2 separate regions of the Homo sapiens genome follow, and region 1 is linked to region 2. A link is an interaction called in ENCODE POLR2A ChIA-PET data of the cell type or tissue named here. Cell type or tissue: GM12878. All regions are shown on one strand. Each heading gives the region's core, and the rest is flanking DNA. Links, peaks and the distances in the headings are about the cores only. Region 1 overlaps MYO1E (myosin IE). Region 2 overlaps CCNB2 (cyclin B2).

Region 1 (4,394 bases), core at 182-4,181, 180 kb after region 2:
AAGTCAAACAGCATGCCACTCTCAACCCTGCAAAGTCAGAGCTGGTAGTAAATGCTGGGTTCCCTTGCTGTACTGACAGGAATGAGAGTCAAAGGTGCTGAGATAAACACACAAATTATCTCAAAGCAGTAATAGTAAAAATCATTTTATGCAAGGAATGGAGACCAACTGATACCCACTCTCCGCATTAGGTAGAAAAGAGTGTGCTCACACAATTAAAGTACAAGACGGCATGCTCGATTTGGGGCAGGACAGTGAATAGAAAACAGAAGTCAACATCACCACCTCAAACAGAGCGTTGTGCTCACAAACTGCCAGCAAGACCACAAGCATATCTGCAAAAACATTTGCATGGTTTCTGGTTGCAAAAATGCTGAAAGGATTTGTACGATACTCTGTTCCCAAGTGCACAAAAGTCTCTTTCTACCTGAGCCCAGCGACCCAAAATATGAAGAAAAGCAGCACCAGTACTCCTGATATTCTTTGCTGGTCTGTGACCCCTTCCTTTCCTTGGAGTTGGACCAAAAACACAGTATTACCTCCTAATCAAATAACCAACACCCAAAGATACCTGGGTGTGACTACATGTCAATTCAAGTTCACCGGAGTTAAAAGGAAAAGGTTTCACCGATTGTTTGTTGGTGTTTGTTGGAGGCTGGTGTGTTTAAGATACAGAAGTAGCTGCTAGCTTTGCACTAAAACAAACAAACAAAAGCACATTTCAATTATTTTTTATTTATTTTTTAAATTTAGTGCAGCAAAAAGAGAACAAAGGTGGCCAGGCGTGGTGGCTCACACCTGTAATCCCAGCACTTTGGGAGGTCAAGGCGTGCGGATCACCTGAGATCAGGAGTTTGAGATTAGCCTGGCCAACATGGTGAAATCCCGTCTCTACTAAAAATACTAAAAAAAAAAAAAAAAAAAAAAAAAAAAAAGAGAGAGAGAGAGAGAAAACAAAGATTAACAAAAAGAGAAATAGCTTGAGATGCCGAGGAAGATAAAAAGCAAATGATTTAAATTAAACATGAGGGAAACATTAAAGAAGGGAAGGAAATAAAACAACCCTAGGGATCTAAATAGACAACAAAGAAAAGTTGTTTGATCACAGGGCAAGCAGTATGAATAAATCAAATACCATAAATGCTCTAAAGGAAAAAAAAATTTTAAAAAGTTTCCTTCCAACTCTCATTCTAAGGAAACCACAGCTCTTTTGCTTAGTATAACTATAGTTCACATGCTAAATAGCTAAATTCAGCTTTTTAAAATCTACCCAACACTCTCTAGATTTAAAAATGTAAGTAAACCGTTCAGATCCTATTGTTAAGTAAATTTTGTTTGGTGAGTGGATTTGTTTTGAGTGGCTGTGGATAAAGGCAAGGGGTGATTTTATTTTACTGGTCATTTAAAGATTACATTCTTTTTAAAGAAAAAAATCTATGATAGTTTTACAGGATTTCAAGGCAAATTCATCAGTTTTGTTTCAAACACACCCAATGGGTGTTTCCCTTGTCTCCAAATGAAAAGCCTTAATCCACCTTTTCCTACATGTGTTTCTACAGCATCTTCTGGCTGTGAGTTTGTACACCACTACAGAATTATTATTACTATTTCAACTCCCATGAAATGTACTACGACTGGCAGGCATATGAGTTCTGAAATTTAAAGTGCGTTACTAGAGAAACTAAAACTCATGTTGGCCGCAAGGATGGACAACAATACGAAATGCTACAGATGGCAATGGGAGGCCTAAAACAATGTGCAGTTCCTTTCTATTCTGGTTTGCCCCATTGTGTTCTGAATAGACTGAATCACTGCCCAGCTTCAGGGCCAGCCTCTGAAAGGCCCCATTGTAAGGGCTATGCTTTCCAGAGCAGAGTTAAGGTTGCTGTAGTAACCTTCACTATGAATTTCCTGACCAGTGTGATGAAAATCTCAACTGAACTGCGACAGTACTACAGCTACAAACAAGACCGCGAAATGAGCGTGGGTCTACCCATTTAGGGGGTCTTTCTTATCTGAACATAGCCCACTATCTACTACTTCAGGCATCCACATTGCCAAAGAAGGGACTAAATTTCTACAAGCCAGAGCTTGAGAGGTGACCTTGTTGTATAAAGTCTCAGGGGGATCTATCCCATAGGATTTGAGGTGGCAGGCAAATGGGAGTTTGTAGACAAAGGGGAGGCCTCGGCTCATAAACTGTTTAAGCTGTCCTGTGTGCTGGGCTGGGGAAGCCACTTTTCTGGAGTTGCACAGGGAGGCATGGGGGTACCATTGGTCCAAACACCACAGGTAAGGAATAAGTCTGCACTGAGTGGGAGAAAACAGTTTAGAATTCAGCAAGGCACCCTTTTTATTCTGCTAGGAAAAGAAGGGCAACGGACAATCACCCCCATCTACCAGATGGAAGGCACACTGGCTTAGAATGAAACCCCCTCCCAGTTAAGTTTATTGAGGGTTCCCTATCTGCCAAGCAACATTCTAAGCACTTTACTTATACTAACTCATTCAATTGTCCCAACAGTCCATAATGCTGGCATGATTATTAACTTGAGGTCAGGAGTTTGAGACCAGCCTGGCCAACATGGTGAAACCCCATCTCTACTAAAAATACAAAAATTAGCCAGGCGTGGTGGCAGGCACCTGTAATCCCAGCTACTTGGGAGACCAAGGCAGGAGAATCGCTTGAACCTGGGAGGTGGAGGTTGCAGTGAGCCAAGATCACACCACTGCACTCCAGCCTGGGTGACAGAGTGAGACTCCCTCTAAAAAAAAAAACAAAATAAAATAAATAATTTTTGTGAAATTAAAAAATATGTATAAAGCTAATGAAATTCAGCTGAATCTAAAATATTAAGCCCCTAACATATGTACAGTGTTGTTTTAGGCATCACAGTGAATTCAGAAAAGGTAAATGAAGCCCTCAAAAGTTTTTTCATCTGATGTAGCAAAAACAAAACAAAACAAAAAACCCTGATATATGGGCCAGCTGTGGTGGCTCACGCCTGTAATCCCAGCACTTTGAGAGGTTGAAGTGGGTGGATCACTTGAGCCTAGGAGTTTGAGACTAGCCTGGGAAACATGGTGAAACCCTGTCTCTACTAAAAATGCAAAAGTTAGCCAGGCATGGTGGCGCATGCCTGTGGTCCCTGCTACTTGGGAAGCTGAGGTGGAGAAATGCTTGAGCCTGAGAAGTCAAAGCTGCAGTGAGCCATGATTGTACCACTGCATTCCAGCCTGGGCAACAGAGCAAGACCCTGTCTCAAACAAAACAAAATAACAACAGAAACCCTGACATATATACAGAACTGATACTCAGTTCCCACTGGAAAGAGCGTCTGGCTGGCTTCCACCCTGATTGTTCGGTATTCATGTTGCTAACTATTTAAACATTTTATATCACCCCTGCTTATGTTAACCAACTAGACAAACTGTAACAGTCTGAGATGGTTTGGTGTGAGTTCTATCTCATGATCGTGCCCCTTAGAGGTCTCTCGGATTTTCCTGGGCCAGCTGCTTCAAAGGCAGATATCCCTCATTCTCTGAGGTCCAAAATCAGGAACTAAATAGATCTGTATAAAATTTTTGATAAATCACCTCTTATCTGGAATCTCACTACTTCCTATTCCAAATAGATTTGGACAAAGGAGCATTCCTTATTCCCAAATGTCCTACCCAAACCCCATTGAACTTGGAAATAAACAGCTTTGGATAGTGAGAGATAGCTGTGCTTGGTCACGTCATGCCATATACCACAAAATGTCCTGGAAATGCCAGTATCTTTGCCCTCCCGCTTTCAATTGTCAATGGCAGCCACAGGAACTCAAGGGAGAACACAGGCCTTCTTGGCTCCCTTGCCCCTGTCGTTTCAGCCCCCACAGGACGGGGGTTTGACTCTTCCTAACAGCCAGGGTTTCTCTTGCCCTCAGGGGAGCTCCTCCCTACCAGTCAGTGAGGTTCAAATTCCTTAGCCTAGCTCATAGCCCACTCTCCTTGCCAGTGCTATTTCCCACAATGCCTCATGCTCCTGCCACCAGTCTGCCTGGGGCTCTTTGCATGGAACATCTGACCTCTGCATCTTAGTCCATGATGTTCTCACCACCTGGACCAAATATCCTGCATGTTCAATCTAGTCCATCCTTGAAGACCCCATGCAAATGCTACCTCTTTAAAGCCTGCAAGTTCCCAGATTATCGGTAATCTTGTCTGTCCTCTGACCCCCACTGTTGGCTTATTTATATCTCCTCTCCCTCCCTTTCTCAACTGTAAGTGACCTGAGGATGGGGCATGCCTCATCTCTGAACTCTCCTTGTCCTAATAAAGAGCCATGCACATAAGTGGCTTTATAAATGCCTGTTCAATGAAGTAATGAATGAGACAAAATCACTAAAAGT
Region 2 (4,394 bases), core at 132-4,131:
TGGTTCCTCCCACATCGCAGGAGGGCGATTTGGCAGTATATGTATATATTTTTGGGGGGGGACGGAGTCTTGCTCTGTCGCCCAGGCTGCAGTTCAGTGGCTCGATCTCTGCTAACTGCAACCTCCGCCTCCCGGGTTCAAGCGATTCTCCTGTCTCAGCCTCCCGAGTAGCTGGGATTACAGGTGCATGCTACCATGCCCAGCTGATTTTCACTATGTTGGCCTGGCTGGTCTCCAACTCTTGACCTCAGGTGATCCACCTGCCCCCGCCCCTCAAAGTGCTGGGATTACAGGTGTGAGCCACTGCGCCTGGCGGTAGTATATTTCAAATGGTTATTCTCCATACCCAGTAGCTTTGTTTTTTATCCAAAGAAAATGATCAGAGGGATAATCAAGTACTTTTAGATAGTGCTATGATGAGTGTCTCTTATAGAGTAGAGAAATACCCTAGTTAAATCCATTTAAGGAAATACTATGCAGCCATAAATATCATGTTTTAGTAGAATATTTAAAGGCATCAAAATGCTTGTAACATTAAGTGGAAAAATCAGATTATAACAATATATAAACAGTGCAACCCCAGATTTGCTTTTAAAATGTACATTTGTATGCAGAATATTGATGGTAGTTATTTTTGAATATTATGTTGGACTTAAGATTGACTTTCATTTTCTTCCTTAAAACGTCAAACTTTGGCCGGGTGCAGTGGCTCACGCCTGTAATCCCAGCACTTTGGGAGGCCGAGGCGGGCGGATCGCGAGGTCAGGAGATCGAGACCATCCTGGCTAACACAGTAAAACCCCGTCTCTACTAAAAATACAAAAAATTAGCCGGGCGAGGTGGTGGGCGCCTGTAGTCCCAGCTACTTGGGAGGCTGAGGCAGGAGAATGGCGTGAACCCTGGGGGCCGGAGCCTGCAGTGAGCCGAGATTGTGCCACTGCACTCCAGCCTGGGCGACAGCGAGACTCTGTCTCAAAAAACAACAACAACAAAACAAGAACAAAAACAAAAAACTTCAAACTTTTACCATGGGTACATATTACTGTTCAAGTTAGAGAAGAAGAAAAGAAGGCTTTTTTTTTTCTTTTTTTAAAAGCAAAGACCATAAATATGTTACTAAAGAAACAAAGGGAAAAATAGTTTCCTCCTGTGACCTCCATAACTTCATCCTTTTTGTGTTTCCTTTACTCCTTGGCTGACTCCTTTTTCTCTTGCTTCCTGGCAAAATTGAGGCCACTGTTTGAGATAAAGCATTATGGACCCGTAGCTCAGTTCATATAAAAATCAATTCCAGGGTTGAAACATATAGCTACATGTTCTAGATTTAGAAGTTATGAGGAATTAATGAACAGGAATTATTTCCAATTCAAATACATTTCCCTCTGAGAAAGTAGTGAAGGAATCTCTAAGTCCACGATTTAGGTAGAGTCCCACCTTCTAGCAGGTGAGTCTCTCTGCCTGCCTGTCTCTGGTCAGCCTTCTGGCTTTTACTTTGTCATCTGCTTTATCTGCAGGGTTATCACTGTTCTTTAGAGCCAATCCCTGGAGGTGTGGAAATGCCACTTGAGTGCACAGGTTTCTATCAATTTTCCTGGAAAGGTGATAACATAAGCCATGTGTCCATGATAGGAGATGTTCCCAGTCTTCTAACCAAATTTATACTATCCTTTTTGCAAAACTGGAGGGCAGGTTTCTTTCTCTGTAGCAGTTGACACAACTGAATCACAAAGTGCCCTGGCTGAGACCTCGGAAGAGTTCCAGCCCTTTACAGGTAGTCATAGAAGCTTATTATCCTGCAGGTTTTGGAGAAAATGGTGTTTTTTGCTGATTAATGAGGCTTTGGTAAACACAGTAGTTAGAAAGGACATGGAAGGCTTTCTACTAGTCCCATGTTTGCTGGACACTGGGGAAACAAGTTGAATAAACCATCGATTCTGTCTAGAGGAGCTCCCAGTCAAGTTGGAGGACATAGGAGTAGAAGTATGGCTTTATCTGTCACAAAGAGAGATGCATGCTTATGAGAGGTACTGAGGAGTCATAGCTAGAACAGATTACCTGACCAGATGAGTAGGATCTTAGAAAGGGTCTTACAATAATTAAATTATGTTGGAGTTCAAAATGAATGCTTTCAAGGAATTCTAAATTAAGGGCCAGGGCAAGAATCTTTGTCTTATCCTAGTGGCTTTTGTTGTTGACTGCTTGATTGATGGAGAAGATCTCACTATGTTGCCCAGGTTGGACTCAAACTCCTGGGCACAAGCAATCCTCCCACCTTGGGCTTCCAAAGTGCCCGGATCACAGATGTGAGCCACCACGCCAAGCCCTTGGTGGCTTTTGGATATGGCTAAACTCAGTTGCACTTCTGAATAGGAGCCAGAAAAATATTCTAAAGTGGTATGATAGCACATGATAACCTCTATCTCCTTAAACCAGACTTTTTGTTATTGACTGCCCTTCCAGGGGTGGGTGATAATGCTTATCCTTGAAAAAGTTAACCTTCAGCTGAAGCTGCATATGCTTATTACAATGCAAATCTGATTCTAGTCACTTGATAAACTCCTTCAGTTTTTCACCTTAACGTTTGGATAAAATCTAAGCTTCTAGAAGCTCGGCTGTTGTTCAGCTTTTCAGCTCATCTTCTCATACCTCACAGGCTATCCTGCTGACATCTCAAATCAATTTGCAGTTCCCAGAATTGCCTTGATTTTCTTTGGTTTGCTTTTGCCTGTTCATCTTCCTTAAGGTCTTACCGTCTCTGGTACCCTGGGTACCTCTACTCATTTGTTCTAGCTCCTTGAGGTTTCCAGGTTCCCAAATTCTATTCTATTCTTTTCTTTCTTTCTTTCTTTTTTTTTTTTTTTTTGACAGAGTCTCACTCTGTCTCTAGGCTGGAGTACAGTGGCATAATCATGGGTCACTGCAGTTTTGATCTCCTGGGCTCAGGTGATTCTCCCATTTCAGCCTCCAAGTAGTTGGGACAACAAGTGTGCGCCACCATGCCTGGCTAATTTTTGTATTTTTTGTAGAGGCGAGGTTTTGCCATGTTTCCCAAGCTGGCCTCAAACTCCTGAGCTGAAGCAATCCACCTGCCTCAGCCTTCCAAAATGCTGGGATTACAGGTGTGAGCCACCGCACTTGGCCTGGGTTCTCAAATTCTTGTATAAATGGCATGCATGCCTGCATAGTTCTTGCTCACCTGGTTCTTCCTCAGTTTAAGACCTTTGATTTAAGAGGGGAGGACATGTTTTAAACTGTTTTTTTGTTTTGTTATTGTTGTTATTGATGCATCCTCGAAGACTGGAAATTATAATCATTGAGCTTTACTGTAAATTAAAATTGTCTTTTTTTTTTTGAGACAGAGTCTCGCTCTGTCACCCAGGCTGGAGTGCAGTGGTGTGATCTCCGCTCACTGCAACCTCTGCCTCCCAGGTTCAAACGATTCTCCTGCCTCAGCCTCCTGAGTAGCTGGGATTACAGGTGTGTGACACCACAGGCCCAGCTAATTTTTGTATTTTTAGTAGAGATGGGGTTTCACCATGTTGGTTAGGCTGATTTCAAACTTCTGACCTCGTGATCCACCCACCTTGGCCTCCCAAAGTGCTGGGATTATAGGCGTGAGCCACCAGGCCTGGCCGCCTCCTCTTTTTAAAAAATATTTTATTACCTTAATATATATTTGTATAGCTTAGCATCTTGTTAGGTTTTACTTGGAGAAGTACTTTTTTTTTGAAAGCATTGATTTGGCTGGGTGCAGTGGCTCAAGCCTGTAATCCCAACACTTTGGGAGGCCGAGGTGGGCGGATCACAAGGTCAGGAGATCGAGACCATCCTGGCTAACACGGTGAAACCCCGTCTCTACTAAAAATACAAAAAATTAGGCGAGTGTGGTGGAAGGCGCCTGTAGTCCCAGCTACTCCAGAAGCTGAGGCAGGAGAATGGCGTGAACCCGGGAGGCGGAGCTTGCAGTGAGCCAAGGTCGTGCCACTGCACTCCAGCCTGGGCGACAGAGCGAGACTCCATCTCAAAAAAAAAAACATTTAAAAAAGCAAAGATTTTTTTATCTTTCATTAATAAATACTTGTTTTAACTGCTTTATAAATTTTTAATTTGCATAATTTTTATAAATAATTACCCAGTCAGCATAGGAAAGTGAAATACTGAGTTGTGAACTTGCTCAGTCTTCGCTCCCTTCTCCTATTTTATTTATAGACTGCAATATGCTTTTCTCCTTTTTAGTTGCCAGTTTTTCAATTTAGAATAAATTAGTTAAAGAGAAGAAAACATTATACTGCAGAAGAGGCTGCTACTAAAGTAGAATGATCAGCTCCAGTAATCTTTGAACCCAGGTGGTCAAGTTTCTTCCATTTATTGAGCACCTACTACGTATCAGGGAT

What was found. Peaks named below come from ENCODE experiments on the same cell type or tissue, not always from the same donor. Only the 100,000 strongest peaks of a DNase experiment are listed, where the experiment ranks them.
Region 1: POLR2A ChIA-PET joins it to region 2 with 6 read pairs; 3 of 35 experiments call an interaction of 5 or more read pairs at or near these places.

Annotation. Positions count from the first base shown.
Region 1 is chr15:59,290,778-59,295,171 of GRCh38, forward strand. The region is part of intron 1 of MYO1E (myosin IE); the gene reads right to left. Among named protein-coding and RNA genes, the nearest start is that of MYO1E, 80 kb to the right of the region's middle. In GM12878, for the core only: no CTCF peak of the experiment used is centred there; no DNase peak of the experiment used is centred there; H3K4me3 peaks cover 1,409 bases; H3K27ac peaks cover 1,429 bases.
Region 2 is chr15:59,109,011-59,113,404 of GRCh38, forward strand. All of the region lies in intron 3 of CCNB2 (cyclin B2), which reads left to right. Among named protein-coding and RNA genes, the nearest start is that of CCNB2, 6.1 kb to the left of the region's middle. In GM12878, for the core only: no CTCF peak of the experiment used is centred there; no DNase peak of the experiment used is centred there.